Linked DNA regions of Homo sapiens: region 2 is linked to region 1. A link is an interaction called in ENCODE POLR2A ChIA-PET data of the cell type or tissue named here. Cell type or tissue: PC-9. All regions are shown on one strand. Links, peaks and the distances in the headings refer to the core of each region. The heading gives the core; the rest is flanking DNA.

Region 1 (8,087 bases), core at 1,410-5,409:
TTCCATGTATGCTAAACCCTCATTTATTATAGTCAGAATGCAAAAAAACGCTATGTAAAATTGCTAAATTAAGAAATAGCTTTATAGAAATCAAGAAACAGTTTTTAGAGAAATAAAAGTAATCACCAGGAGAGAAAACTCAAAGAGAATGCAAGGTGATTAGGTAGAGGGAGTGGGCAGGGGGAAGCGGAGAGGGAAGAGGAAGGGAAGAGACTGTTGCTTTGCATTTTAAATCCCCTGCACCTTAAAAAAATTAAATTATGTGCATGAATTACTTTGCAAAACTGTACATTTGTGTATCTTTTAAAAGGGTAAATAGGGCTTGTTTGGAAGATAAGCCAAAAGGGGAATGATAGTAATGTTCAAAGGGTGAGATGAGTTGGAAGTTCATGGCCTGATAGGGAGTGGTGTGATCTAGTGGCTGGACTCTAGGGAGGTTGTTTTGGCAGTGGGTGGGTGGGGGGAAGAGGGGGAGCGGCTGGAGGTGACTCTGGAAAAGTGGGCTAAGGCAAGGCTGTGGAAAGCATTGAATGCCATGCTAAGAAGTTTGGAATTTCCTCTGTTGACCATGGGGAACTATGAAAAAAAGTTTTGAGCAACATGATTCCATCTGTGTTTCAGAGGAATCATCCTTATGGCAAAATGTGGTAGGATTTGGAGTGTGGGAATGGCAGGAAGCGGGAAGGCCAGATCAGAGATGGTTACAAGCTTAAGGGACTCTTTAGGGTCCGAATTAAGGCTTTCAACCTCTGTAGAAAACTGAAGTTCCATAATTGCAACTTGAATCAAAACTCTTCTACCACTTTCCTCGCCCTCCTGTGGACTGGGGTGTCCTCTGCCCAGGAAGACACTGATGGGGCGGTAGGGTGGTGGTGGGTGGGCCACAGGGAACTGCCCACCCCTCCTCATTCAGGGGCCACTAGAACCTCCTGTCTGGTCCAAATCTCACTTCAGATTTTTAGAATCTTACTACAAACAATTTTTTGGCCACATTTCAAGACATGTCTTAGTTTTTAGCACAGGATTTTTACCAATCTCTCCCTAGCCCCCTCCACACCCTTTAATGATTCCCTTGGTTTTTATAAGTAGGTTTCCAGTTTTTTCCTCCTGCCTGCCAGCTCATCTAAGAAGTAGGATTTTTTTTCTCCTTTTTTATTATTGGTATTTAAAAAATAATAAAATGGAAAAAATGAATGTTTTTGCACTTCTGGCCTCTTGCTTTCGAGGTTCACACCCACTGGCGCCCTCCCTCTGAGGCTCACTAACATTCCACACTGCTGGGCGTGTGTCTGTGTGACTAGGATTCCTTGGCTGTTGTCTCCTGTCATCATAATTTCTCCCTTACCTCCTCACCTACTTGCATTCCTCCCTTTCTCCCACCCTCTGGTTGCCAGGCAACACAGCTGAGGGGCAGGAGGAGCTGGCAGGCAGTGCCCCCATGGAAATACTGGCTGCCTGTCTTCCTCTCCCAGCAGCTTGGCTGGGAGTTGGGCAATTGCTGAAGGTCAAAGGCAGCCATCCATAGTTGTGTCATTCCCTCCACTAGGTATAAACCTGACACAATCAGGGAAATACTTGAAGGTAGGGAATGGGGTAAAGTAAGGCAGTTAGTTTTCCCTTCACACCCAAGAGGCTGGCGTGACTCCTGCCTTCCGGCAGAAGAGGGTAAAGGTGGAGATGAATTGGCCTTTCTGCGTTTCAGAAATGTGAATTTCATTTCCTTCCACACCTCTCTGTCCAGTGGCTGGGCTTGAGAATTAGAGTCGACCCGGCAAAATGACAAATTCACTTGTTAGCAGAGGTTGAATTTTTTGAGTTGGGGCCCATTTCTCTAGTACCAAACATGATCTGGGGACTCGCAGCATGGACAGCCTCTGGGAGCTTGTTAGGAATGCAGACCTCAGTCCCATCCCAGACCACCGAAACAGAAGCTGTAGTTTTTCAGAATGACTGGGTAATTTGCATGCATGCTGATCAAATACTGTCGATTCGGTCTTGTGTTCTTGAGACTTCTTCCTTTCTCCTGCTCAGTGGGGCGTCATGGAGTCCTATGTTGGGGTCTTTCATGGGTTTACGGAGAGATGAGTGAGCAAATGCAGAGACTGTCTCAGCCTGACACAAACCCCTTCCCCTTTCTCCATCTATCCTTACCCTACACAGGTATGAGACAAGGCATGTCCAGATATGTTACCTCCCTTATCCTCACACACTCCTGTGTCTATTTTTAAACAACGAATCCCAATTTTATTGATGAAGAAATGACCTAGGTTGTTGAAACTTACAGAGCTTCAATGGACTCGCCCTGGTGATTACTGAACAGCTTGCTTTCACCTTCCTTTGGTATGTGTCCTAGGCTAGAAATTCTGTCCTTTTAAACACGTAGCTCCAAAGAGTCATTATTGAAAAAAAGCAATCAGAAACAGAATGTTGGGTTTGGTTTGAGTCATAAATTCCACCATGTAGGGATGAAATTAAGGACTTTTTCCTGAGCCTCTGCAAATGATTCCAGTAGTTCAGAGGCCCTTTTGAACAAGAGGTTACATGGATTGGGTTTCAAAGAAAAGAATGTCGAAAGACATCTTCCAGCTGAGAATGGGCTCCAGATGTGAGCATTGCTCTTCCAGATGTGTGGACGAATGGAGCGGGACTGAGATGCCTCACATGTCTGCAACATGAAATGGAAAATCCTCTCTCAGCCACAGGGGAAAGTAGGACAGGGGGAAGACAAATGGAATCCAAGTTAAACTCTTCAAGGTGGGGCCAGACTAACTCTAAGAAATCATTCCCAGGTGGGCTGATATTTTACGTATGCAGTATGTGTAGAGGCCACACCTCAAACTGTGCTGCTGAGCAGAAACTCAGAAGGTATTGTGTCTGCAGGAACTCACTCTTCTCAGACCTGCATAAATCTGATTCAGCCCCTTAGAGGAGCCTCACTGAGAACTGTTGAGACTACAGGCAGATCAAGCAGGACAGGCGGCGAGACTTACTCAGCGGAGCTGAGAACAGAGCCCAGAATGCGGAAGGGGAAGGAGCCAGGAGTCACACAGTCCTTTCTTTCTTCAGCTTCTGAATCAGCAACTCATTCTCTCGGGGATCGCTGGGTTTGTTTCTTTACAATGGCTAGAAGGTCCCATGTTTCTCAGATGAGTAAATTTGAAACCACAGAAAACTGAGGCCTTGTGGCCAAGTCCTCTTGGTTTGTCACATCTCTGAAAATCTGAGCCATTGTCAAACTCCTGGCTGCAGGGAATTAAACCCTTTATTTCCCTCTGCCAGCATCTTCACCTTCTCCAGGAAGATCTGCCAAAGGACTGCTCCAGGTGCAGGTCCACCCACCTCCCCACTTTCCCAAACCTTCCTCCTTTTCCATTTAGAGACTGTCCCTGAGTCCCAATTTCCATGTCACTCTGGAAGTGTGAAAGTGATCTTTATTCCCCATACCTTCTCTATTTTTAAGCAACACAGTTAACTCACTCTGTACTGGTTCAGCTGGTGAGGATCCATATTTTTATTTTCCCCTAAGAGTTCCCAGCCTCTAAACAATACATTCTGACAAAACAGGTTAATTTAAGTTGCTAATTATTTACATTATTAAAACATTATTACATTTGCACATGTAATAATGTCTACATACTGATTACACACACACACACACACACACACAAACCTAAACTGGCATAATCCCTGGTTAATATGCTAATAATAAAATTGATGATTACTAAGTTGAAAAAGTTAATTAGCTGTCTTCTGTTTTTGTATGTGGGGCCTAATCCTCCCTGTGATCTTGGGCCCAACACATTTCTCAAAGGCCACACCAGTCAGAAGGTAGATTTTCCAGTTGGAAGGTATTGAGAGCATTGCAGGGGTAAACCCAGTACCAGTCCACCCTGGGAGGACATATGTCATTATACTGAGAATCAAGTATCAGGAAGTATAGTATCATCATCATCATCATCATCAATCAATGACTAACTGTGAGTTTATTTCCTTTTGTTTTTATTTTTTAATTTTAATTTTATTTTTTTCTGAGACGGGGTCTCAGTCTGTTGCCCAGGCTGGAGTGCAGTGGCGTGATGTTGATTTACTGCAACCTCTGCCTCCTGGGTTCAAGCAATTATCCTGCCTCAGCCTCCCGAGTAGCTGGGACTACAGGCGTGCACCACCATGGCAGACTAATTTTTTATATTTTTAGTACAGACAGGATTTCACCACATTGGCCAGGCTGGTCTTGAACTCCAACTCCTGACCTCAAGTGATCTGCCCGCCTCAGCCTCCCAAAGTGCTGGAATTACAGGCATGAGCCACCGCACCCAGCCCATTTCCTTTTGTTTTTAATCAATTTAGAACTGAATTCTCAAGCTGCTGTTTGTTTTGATTCTAGGCATATTTTGATATTCCAGTTAGTACCCAATTCAGTTTATATATGTATAAAATTACACACCCTGCATCAAAAACATCTTTACATATTTTTATACTTAAACCCAGTTCAAATTGATTTAAGGCTTAGGAAAATAAGTTAGGTTTAGTTCAGTATGTGGTTTAGAAAATGTGTACACTTTATTCTGGCTTCCAACTAAAACTGTGGTGTGTTTCTTGCCTCTGAATTGGACAGATTTCTATGTTTGGCCTGTATTGTGGCAATGGTGTATTATTTTGTTCTTGTCAGTTGCATTCATCATTATTTTAAAAAGATTCCAGAAAGCCTGGTGTTACAGTTAGCCCACCTTGACCCTAAATGCTGCACTACTGCATTTTGACCAAGCATTGGGATCATAAAAATTATCCACCTTCTGTTTCTAGGCTTTCCCCACAGCTTGCAGCCCAGAGTCAGGAGAAATGGCGTTTTACTTCATGTGCTTCCCTAGAGTGAGCAGGGCTATCCAGACTGAAGGGAAATGGCATTTCTCCTTCTGCAACTCAGGACCCTACTGGATTAATTCTTGCCTAAGAGGGCATCTCAGCCATGTGTTCTCCAGCTCATTAATCCTCAGCAGTGACTAACGCTGAAAACCCAACCCTTGTCTTTGGCTGCCAAGGGTGTAATTTCGCTTGGAATGTTGCTTTCAGTTGACTTGTTCTCTACCTTTCTTTTCACCTGTCTGTTATGCTTAGCTCTACCCTCCTGCACGTGTTAATTCTAATCCTTTGGTGATCTAAACTAAAGAAAATGCCTCAGGAATAAACTTTTTATGGATAAGGTTTTTTTTGTGTGTGCTATGACACCTATACCTCTAATATTAGTTTAAATCTACCATTTCTCGAATGCCTATGTGCCAAGTAACTTACACGTATCACATTTGTTGTTACTAACAACCCAATATAGTGTTGTCCCCATTTTTTAGATGAGAAAACTGAGGCTCAGAGAGTCTGAATGCCTTGCCCAAGGCCCTGCAGCTAGAAATCAGATTAAACCTCGTCTGTCTGACTCCAAAGTTTGTGCTTCATGGACTTCCAGCTCTGGTTCATGTTACCCCAGTAGAGCCCTGTGACTTCAAGAATTTCTCAAATGTCCAAAGCAATCTATTTTAATTCACTTTATTAATAAAGATAATAATTCCTGTCTGTCTCACAGGTGGTATAATGAAGTGAAAGGAAGCAGAAGAGAGTGTTATAGTTGGAAAGGTGGGAAATCACCCCCTCCATGCTGAAGGGAAGATTTCAGGTTCCAAATGACACGTTTCCCTCAGAATGACTTTTGCTGTAGGTATGTGAACCTGCCACCACCCTTTGAATTTGGTGGATTGATTTAACGCTGTATCTGAACCTGACTGAGGAGATTCCTTCCTGGTTCATGACCCCGCTCTTGGAGATGCAGGATCTTGAACCGGAAGACTCTGAGTGACAGAATGAAGAGCTGGAGGAATCAGAGTGAGATACAAGAGGGTTCTAGATTTGTTCCTCATTTTATCAGACAATTGAGTGTTGATCTTCCTTCTGGAACTTGTAACAAGAGAGTGAACGGCAAACATGGACCGTTTACCCTCAAGTTTGTTTTCTTGTGCATACCCCCTCTTCCTGACACCTTGGAAGAACAGCCTCTCTTGACCACCAGAGGACAAGCCTGTGTAGGCGTAGAGTAGATGCGTGGCTGAGTGCATGTTTGCACCCTCATTTCACATCCGTCTATAAAGCATTTGAGGCAGTTCAGACAATAGCATGATCACCAGCTGTGCTGCCATTTCTTCCAACAGTGACCATGGATATCTTTGCTGTGTTCCTGAAACTCTGCAGACAGTCCTAAGGGATCCAGTGGGTCCTCTGATGGACCCCAATGCTGGAAGTCACGCATATAGCTCTGAAGAGTTGTCACAAGAAATGGCGTTTCTGGAGGATGCACAGGAAACTTTTCATTTGGCATGAAAAAGGCTATTGGATTTGCAAAGACTGCAGAGGAAGAGTTTAAATTCTGAGCCCTCAAAACAGATTTTTAGAAAAGTGTCTTCCAACCTTTGTTTAGTACAAATAAAGAAGATAAGACAACACCCTTCCCAGGATCTTTCTCTTGGATTTTTTAATTTTTATTTATTTATTTATTCATTTATTTTTTGCCTATGATGGGGGTACTATTAGGAAAGGGAGATCAAAACCTCTCGCTCCTTAGGTTGTATGTAATGCTTACTCAGGAAATATGAGCCAACATTTTGGAATCTTTATCATTATATATTAGTTGCCTTACTGATGAACTCTACGGAGACTATCGTATTTACCAAAATAGAATGACATCTCTGCAGAATCTTTTATCATAGGATTTCTTGGTCAAATCACCTTCCCTCTAATTTGCAGAGATGAGAATAAAAATCAAGAGAGGTCACTAGTTGAAGAATAAGTCATCAGCAGAAGCTGATGATCTCAGCCTCCTTCAGTCTGGCTTGGAGCCAGGTGATGGGTTCAGCGCACGAGCCTGGCCTTCTTTCCCAGCCCTCAATATGCATATTTGCTGCAATGGGTACATGTAGTTAGTGCTGAAAACAGGTGTGGGGTGGAGCAAGTCCAGTGGCTCTTTAATTATTTGAAAATTTGAGGTCAGTTAAGTTTCTCAATTATTAATGATCATCCTTTGGACATCAATATGCCAAGTACTGCACTTGTCACCCAGAAGAGGAGGTGAGGTTGTGACGTTTCAGCATTTCACTAGGATGGAAGAAGAATCAGGCATGAAGCCACCAAAGAAGGACATGGACGGTCATCAAAATGGCAAAGAAAGCAATGTGAAGGGAGTGCTAAAGGGAAAGGGTGTCAGTGTCCTGGCAGTGTAGCCAGGCTGAGGTTGGAAGAAGCCATGAACAAAGCCTGGTTCAGAGAGAAGGGGAAGCCACGTGGTAACATATTGTCCAGGCAAAGGGCAAGAGTCTTCAGGTGTATTAATGACTGGATAAAGAACGAACATGATTGGAGCCACAGGGCTGTATTGTGCTGCAGCAGGTGCTGACGAGGTGGGGGAGAGTGCGGGTGGAGATATCAGGAGCTATGCACAGGTTCTGAGCCAGATATGAAATGGGCTTTGAACCTAGTTGGTCTGAGCAGCTGCATTTGGTATCAATTAGCATAAAAAACAATTGAAACCAAAGAAATCTGCAAGAGGACAGCTCTAATAATCTAGCATTGAGAAGCATAAAAACTGAACCTGTGTTGAGACATTTGGAATGGAGAAAAAGACCCTAAGACAGGACATAGGGCAGAGGAACTATTAGCCAGGGCTCAGCAAAGAAATGGTGATGGAATTGGAGGAGAGATATTACATGTGTTTTTTGCCTCTTGGAATTTTTGAGCTGGAAGAGCCCTTAGTCTAATATCATTATTTTACAAATGGGAAAACCAAAGCACAGAGGGGCCAGTGAAGAAGTTGTATCTATAGACTTCCAGGTGGGCCAATGAAATTCAATTAGGTCTATATTTTATTTGGAAAATAACATAAATATGTTTTAGGTTTCAGACACAGAAGCTTAATTAACTAATACGGTGTGTCAAGCAGAGCACTGGTTTCAGGCTTTTGACTTTTGCATTCTGATTCCAGAAAACTTGACCCCTGATAAGCTCTGACCCTTGATCCCTGGAGACCTTTGGGAGGTAGTAAGTTACTTTGC
Region 2 (8,087 bases), core at 2,566-6,565, 320 kb before region 1:
TCGAACTCCTAGCTTCAAGTGATTCTCCTGCCTTGGCCTCCTAAAGTGCCAAGATTACAGGTATGAGCCAGCACACTTGGCCTGCATCCTGCACATACTGATACACTGTGTTTTCATCATCATTCAGATTGAAATACTTTCTATTGTCTTTTGTGATTTTTTTTGATTCAAGGTTATTTTGAAGAGTGTTGCTTAATTTCAGAATATTTGAAGATCTTAAAAACATTTTACTTAATTACATAACTTGGGCTGGGCATGGTGGCTCACACCTGTAATCCCAGCATGTTGGGAGGCAGAGGCAGGCAGATCACTTGAGGCTGGGAGTTCGAGACCAGCCTGGCCAACATGATATAACCCCGTCTCCACTATAAATACAAAAATTAGCAGGGTGTGGTGGCACACACCTGTAATCCCAGGTTCTCAGAAGGCTGAGGCATGAGAATCTTTTGAACCCAGGAAGTGGTGGTAGCAGTGAGCTGAGATAGTGCCACTGCACTGCAGCCTGGGTGACAAAGCAAGGCTCTGTCTCAAAAAAAAAAAAAAAAAGAAAAAGAAAAAAGAAAAACCATAACCTGAATGAATTTGATCTGTTGCCATTTTTTGAGGCTTGTTTATGGACTAGCATATAGCGCATCTCAGTGTATATTCCTTGAGCACTTCAAAAGAATGTGTACTCTGCAATTTTTGAGTATGATATTCTGTAGTCAATTAAGTCAAACTAATTGGTAATGCTATCAAATTTTCTATGATGTCACTTTTTTCCCCAACTTATTCTAACAGTTACTAAGAGGGGTTATTAAAATCTCCATATGTTTGTGGATTCATTTATTTCTTTTTAGTCTGTTAATTTTTGCTTTACATATTTTAAAGCTCTCTTATTAAGTGTATACAGATTTAGGACTTTTATGTCTTAACTAATTAAACGTTTTAGTATTAAGAAATATTCTTTATCTCTGGAATACTCTTCGCTTGAAAGATTTTATTTGGGCTGGGCGTGGTGGCTCACGCCTGTAATCCCAGCACTTTGGGAGGCCAAGGCGGGCGGATCAGGAGGTCAGGAGTTCGAGACCAGCCTGGCCAACATGGTGAAACCCCGTCTCTACTAAAAACACAAAAAGTAGCTGAGTGCGGTGGCAGGGGCCTGTAATCCCAGCTACTCTGGAGGCTGAGGCAGGAGAATTGCTTGAACCCGGGAGGCAGAGGTTGCAGTGAGCCGAGATCGCACCACTGCACTTCAGCCTGGGTGACAGAGCAAGACTTTGTCTCAAAAAAAGAAAGAAAGAAAGATGCTTTATCTGATATTAATATAGCTATAAACAAGCCAAACATTGCTTTTTTTTTTTTTTTTTTTTTTGGGAGGGAGTCTTGCTCTGTCATCCAGGCTGGAGTGCAGTGGTGCAATCTTGTCTTGCTACTAGCACTGCCTCTCAGGTTCAAGTGATCCTCCTGCCTCAGCCTCCCAAGTAGCTGAGATTATAATGTGTACCACCACACCTGGCTAATTTTTGTATTTTTAATAGAGACAGAGTTTCACCATGTTGGCCAGGCTGGTCTCAGACTCCTAGCCTCAAGTGACCTGTGCGCCTTGGCCTCCCAAAATGCTTAGATTACAGGCGTAAGCCACTGTGCCCAACCCAAATATTGTTTTCTTAAGTTTAGTGTTTGTACAATATATACTTTTTTACTATTTTACTTTCAACTTGGTTGTGTCTTTATATTTCTAAGATGTTTCTTGTAAACAAAGTAACCTGAGATTTTTGTTCTCTGTTTTCTAATTGGAGGGGCTAGTCTATTAGCATTTTTTTTTTTTTTTTTTGAGACAGGGTCTCACTCTGTCACCCAGGCTGGAGTGTAGTGGCACCATCATGCCTCACTGAAACCTCGACCTCCTGGGCTCAAGCAATTCTTCCACCTCAGCCTCCTGAGTAGCTGGGCCTATAAGTATGCACCATCATGCCTGGTGAATCTTCAAACTTTTTTTGTAGAGATGGGATCCCACTTTATTGCCCAGGCTTGTCTCATTTGTATTTAACATGATTTTTTGGTATTTTTAGGTTTACTTTTAACAAATAAAAAACCCATAACATTTTTTTCTACTTGTTCCATCTGTTGTTTGTTTCTCTGTGATATAGCTTGGGTCTGTGTCCCTGCCCAAATCTCATGTCAAATTGTAATCTCCAGTGTTGGAGGTGGGGCCTGCTAGGAGGTGACTGGATCGTGGGAGTGGGTTTCCCCTTTGGTGCTGTCCTCATGATAATGAGTTAGTTCTCATGAGATCTGGTCATTTAAAAGTATGTGGCACCGGCCGGGCACGGTGGCTCACCCCTGTAATCCCAGCACTTTGGGAGGCCGAGGTGGGTAGATCTCCTGAGGTCAGGAGTTCAAGACCAGCCTGGCCAACATGGTAAAACCCCGTCTCTACTAAAAATACAAAAATTAGCTGGGCGTGGTGGCAGGTGCCTGTAATCCCAGCTACTTGGAAGGCTGAGGCAGGAGAATTGCTTGAGCCCGGGAGGCGGAGGTTGCAGTGAGCCGAGATTGCGCCACTGCACTCCAGCCTAGGCGACAGAGCAAGACTCTGTCTCAAAAAAGAAAAAAGAAAAAAGAAAAAAAAAAGTGTGTGGCACCTGCCGCTCTGTCCTACCCCTCTATCCTTGGTCCTGCTTCTGCCATGTAAGATGCCTGCTCCGGCTTTGCCTTCCTCCATGAGTAAAAGGGTCCTGAGGCCTCCCCAGAATCAGATGCCGCCATGCTTCCTGTACAGCCTGCAGAACTGTGAGCCAGTTAAACCTCTTTTCTTTATAAATGACCCAGTCTCAGGTATTTCTTTATAGTAATGCAAGAATGGACGAATACACTCTGTTTCTCTTTTCCTGCCCACTTTTCAATAAATTGAGTATTTTTAAATATACCATTGACTTTTTAGCTAATCATCTTTTATTTTGAGTAGTTTTTCTTGAGATTACAAATATCTTTAACAGTCTACCTTCAAATTATTCTCCTTTTGTGATTCTAACACTAATTCTATTTACCCACTTCCAATTCTTTTTACCCATTTCCAATTCTTTGAGCTCTTGTTGTCCTATATTTTACTTCTAAATGTTATATATTTTGAAATATATTGTTATTATATTGGCAGCCAATTGTCTTTTTAAAATGTGTAGATAAGCCAGGAGCAGTGATCATGCCTGTAATCCCAGCTACTTAGGAGGTTGAGGTGGGAGGATTGCTTGAGGTCAGGAGTTTGAGACCAGCCTGGGAAACATAGCAAGACCCTCTCTCTAAAAAATAGAAAAATAAAAAAATTAACCAAGGATGGTGGCATGTGCCTGTGGTCTTAGCTACTTGGGAGGCTGAGGCAGGAGATTTGCTTGAGCCCAGGAGTCAAGCCTGCAGTGAGCTATGATCATGCCACTGCACTCCAGCCTGGGCAACAGAGTGAGATCATGTAACTAAACAGAAAAAAAAAAGTATAGCTCTCTTTTCTATTTAGATTCATATTTATGCTCTCTGGGTCTCTTATTGTTTCCTACAGATCTATGCTTCCATTGACATTATTTCTGTTAATCATTTCTGGTAGAGCAGGTTTTCTGGAAATGAATTTCTCCTTTTTTCTGAAAATATCCTTATTTACCTTTAGGTTGAAATATAAATAGACGTGGCCGGGCGCGGTGGGTCACACCTGTAATCCCAGCACTTTGGGAGGCTGAGGTGGGCAGATCATAAGATCAGGAGATAGAGACCATCCTGGATACCACGGTGAAACCCCTTATCTACTAAAAATACAAAAAATTAGCCGGGCGTGGTGGCACACGCCTGTAGTCCCAGCTACTCGCGAGGCTGAGGCAGGAGAATTGCTTGAACCCGGGAGTTGGAGGTTGCAGTGAGCCGAGGTCATGCCATTGCACTCCAGCCTGGGAGACAGAGTGAGACTCTGTCTCAAAAAAAAAAAAAAAGAAGAAAGAAATATAAATAGACATCTAGGCTGACAGGTTTTGCTTTTTTTTGTTTCAGTTATTTAAGAAAGCTTTTCTATTTTGGGGGGGAGGGTGTGGGGTGTACTGGTCTGTTCTCATGCTGCTAATAGAAGACATACCTGAGACTGGATAATTTATAAAGAAAAAGAGGTTTGGCTGGGCGCAGTGGCTCACCCCTGTAATTCCAGCACTTTGGGAGGCCAAAGCGGGTGGATCACGAGGTCAGGAGATCGAGACCATCCTGGCTAACATGGTGAAACCGCGTCTCTACTAAAAAAACAAAAAGAAAAAGAAAAAAAGAGGTTTAATGGACTCACAGTTCCACATAGCTGGAGAGGCCTTACAATCATGGTGGAAAGCAAAGGAGGAGCAAGGCATGTCTTACATGGTGGCAAGCAAGAGAGAAGTAGAGGGGAACTCCCTTTAGAAAGCCATCAGGTCTTGGAGGCATTCAGCTGCTTCAAGATGAAGCTGAACATCTCCTTCCCGGTCACTGGCTGCCAGAAACTCATTGAAGTGGATGATGAATGCAAACTTCGTACTTTTTATGAGAAGCTTATGGCCACAGAAGTTGCTGCTGACACTCTGGGTGAAGAATGGAAAGGTTATGTGGTCCGAATCAGTGGTGGGAACAACAAACAAGGTTTTCCCATGAAGCAGGGTGTCTTGACCCATGGCCGTGTCCACCTGCTACTGAGTAAGGGGCATTCCTGTTACAGACCAAGGAGAACTGGAGAAAGAAAGAGAAAATCAGTTCGTGGTTGCATAGTGGATGCCAATCTGAGCATTCTCAACTTGATTATTGTTAAAAAAAAAAAAAAAGTAAAGAAGGATATTCCTGGACTGACTGATACTATGGTGCCTTGTCGCCTGGGGCCCAAAAAAGCTAGCAGAATCTGCAAACTTTCCAATCTCTCTGAAGAAGATGATGTCCGCCAGTATGTTGTAAGAAAGCCCTCAAACAAAGGAGGTAAGAAACCTAGGACCAAAGCACCCAAGATTCAGCATCTTGTTACTCCACATTTCCTGCAGCACAAAGGGCAGCATATTGCTCTGAAGAAGCCGTGTACTAAGAAAAATAAGGAAGAGGCTGCAGAATATGCTAAACTTTTAGGCAAGGGAATGAAGGAGGCTAAAGAGAAGCGCCAGGAACAAATTGCGAAGAGACACAGACTTTCCTCTCTGTGAGCTTCTACATCTAAGTCTGAGTCCAGTCAGAAATAAGGTCTCGTGAGACGTTATCACAAGAACAGCATGGGAAAGATTCACTCCCGTGATTCAGTTACCTCCCGCCGGGTCCCTCCCACAACATGTAGGAATTATGGGAGCTACAATTCAAGATGAGATTTGGGTGGGGACACAGCCAAACCATATTAGGGGATGGGGAAGCTTTTCTATTGTCTTCTGGCCTCTACTGTTTCTGATGAGAAATTACCCATCATTCATAATTTTTCTTTGGCTGCTTTTAATAATTTATTTTTATCTTTGATTTTCAACACTTTGACTGTGATGTACCTGAGGTTGGTTTTCTTTGTATTTATTCTGCTTGGAGTTCACTGAGCTGATGCAATCTGTGACTTGATTTCTTTTATTAGTTTTAGAAAATTCTTGTCTATTATCTCTCCAAAGATTTCTTCTGTCTCACTCTTTCTTTTCCTTATGGGACTTCAATTACAAATATGTTAAACCATTTGCTATCATCCTAAGGATCATAGATGCTCTGTTTTATCCCCCCAACATTTTTCTATTTGTGTTTTAGTTGGATTACAGTCACGTGCTGTATAATGACAGTTTAGCCAACAACAGACCACATATATGATGTTGGCCCCATAAGATTATAATAAAGCTGAAAAATTCCTATCACCTAGTGATGTTGTAGCCATCATAAAGTTGTAGTGCAACACATTTCTCCTGTGTTTGTAGTGATGCTGGTGTAAACAAACCTGTGCTGCCGGTTGTATAAAAGTATAGCACACACAATAATGTATAGTATATAATACTTGATAATGACAAAAAAAGACTATGTTACTGGTTTATGTATTTAGTATACATTTATCATTATTTTAGAATGTACTTCACATATATATAACATTACATTATATATATATGTATAAAGTTGACTGTAAAACAACCTCAAGCAGAAACATAAATAACAAATTTTAAAAATAGAAAAAAGCGGCTGGGCATGGTGGCTCATGCCTGTAATCCCAGCACTTTAGGAGGATAAGGCAGGTGGATCACCTGAGGTCAGGAGTTTGAGACCAGCCTGGCCAACATGGCGAAACCCCATCTCTACTAAAAACACAAAAAATTAGCCAGGCATGGTGGTGCACACCTGTAGACCCAGCTACTCAGGAGGCTGAGGCAGAATCGCTTGACTCTGGGAGGCAAAGGTTGCAATGAGCTGAGATCGTGCCATTGCACTCCAGCCTGAGTGACAGAGTGAGACTCAGTCTCAAAAAAAAAAATAAATAAATAAAAGGAAAAAGCCTAAAGAATAAGGATATACAGAAGGAAATATTTTGTACAGCTGTACAATGTGTGCTTGAAGTTAAGTGTTATTAAAAGAGTCAAAAAGCTAAAAGATGAAAAAGTTTATAAAGTTAATTTAGTTACAGTAAGCTAAGGTTAATTTATTATTGAAGAAAGAAAAATTTTAAAAATAAACAAATTTAGTGGCCAGGCGCAGTGGGTCATGCCTGTAATCCCAGCACTTTGGGAGGCCGAGGTGGGTGGACCACCTGGAGTTGGGAGTTCAAGACCAGCCTGACCAACATGGTGAAGCCCCATCTCTACTAAAACTACAAAATTAGCTGGACATGGTGGCATATGCCTGTAATCCCAGCTACTTGGGAGTCTGAGGTAGGAGAATCGCTTCAACCCAGGAGATGGAGGTTGCGGTGAGCCGAGATTGTGCCACTGTACTCCAGCCTGGGCAACGAGCAAAACTCCATCTCAAAAATAAACAAATAAATAAATAAATAAAATAAATTTAGAGTAGCCGAAGTGTCCACTGTTTATAAAGTCCACAGTAGTGTGCAGTAATGTCCTAGGCCTCCACATTCACTCACCACTTACTCGCCCAGAGCAACTTCCAATCCTGTAAGCTCCATTTATGGTAAGTGCCCTATATAGGTGTACCATATTTTATCTTTTATGGTGTATTTTTATTGTAACTTTCCTATGTTTAGATTTGTTTAGATATATAAATATTTACCATTGGGTTACAATTGCCTGCTGTATTCAGTACAGTAACATGCTGTGCAGGTTTGTAGCCTAGGAGCAATAGGCTATTCCAAGCAACCTAGGTGTGTAGTAGGCTGTGTGGTATGTGTGAATATACTCTATGATGTTCACACAATGACAAAATTGCCTAATGATGCATTTCTCAGAATGTATTCGCATTGTTAAGCAATGCATGACATATTCTTATTGATCTGATTTTAAGTTTACTGTTCATTTCCACTGCTGTGTCCAGTCTACTGTACATCAAATTACTTCTTCATTTCTGATCTTTTTTTTTTTTTTTGAGACAGAGTCTTGCTCTGTAGCCCAGGCTGGAGTGCAGTGGTGCGATCTCGGCTCACTGCAAGCTCCGCCTCCTGGGTTCAGGCCATTCTCCTGCCTCAGCCTCCCGAGTAGCTGCGACTACAGGCGCCTGCCACCACGCCCAGCTAATTTTTTGTATTTTTAGTAGAGACGGGGTTTCACCGTGTTAGCCAGGATGGTCTCAATCTCCTGACCTTGTGATCCGCCCGCCTCAGCCTCCCAAAGTGCTGGGATTACAGGCGTGAGCCACCGTGCCCGGCCTCTGATATTTTTTTTTTCTTTTTTTGAGATGGAATTTCGCTCTTGTCACCCAGGCTGGAGTGCAGTGGCATGATCTTAGCTCACTGCAGCCTCCGCCTCCTGGATTCAAGTTATTGTCCCACCTCAGCCTCCCAAGTAGCTGGGATTACGGGCACCTGCCACCATGCCCGGCTAATTTTTTGTATTTTTAGTAGAGATGGGGTTTCACTCTGTTGGGCAGGCTGGTCTCGAACTCCTGACCTCAGGTGATCTGCCTGCCTCAGCCTCCCAAAGTGTTGGGATTACAGGCGTGAGCCACCA

What was found. ChIA-PET counts read pairs that join two places held together with the same protein. Peaks named below come from ENCODE experiments on the same cell type or tissue, not always from the same donor. Only the 100,000 strongest peaks of a DNase experiment are listed, where the experiment ranks them.
Region 2: POLR2A ChIA-PET joins it to region 1 with 8 read pairs; 2 of 35 experiments call an interaction of 5 or more read pairs at or near these places.

The regions. Positions count from the first base shown.
Region 1 is chr12:13,170,716-13,178,802 of GRCh38, forward strand. No RefSeq gene overlaps it. Among named protein-coding and RNA genes, the nearest start is that of EMP1, 22 kb to the right of the region's middle. RefSeq lists enhancers at 1,743-1,792, 2,998-3,047. In PC-9, for the core only: CTCF peaks have their summits at 3,381 and 3,767; DNase peaks (open chromatin) are centred at 2,986 and 5,016; H3K4me3 peaks cover 743 bases; H3K27ac peaks cover 4,000 bases.
Region 2 is chr12:12,846,540-12,854,626 of GRCh38, forward strand. It overlaps the pseudogene RPS6P1. Among named protein-coding and RNA genes, the nearest start is that of DDX47, 37 kb to the left of the region's middle. In PC-9, for the core only: no CTCF peak of the experiment used is centred there; no DNase peak of the experiment used is centred there.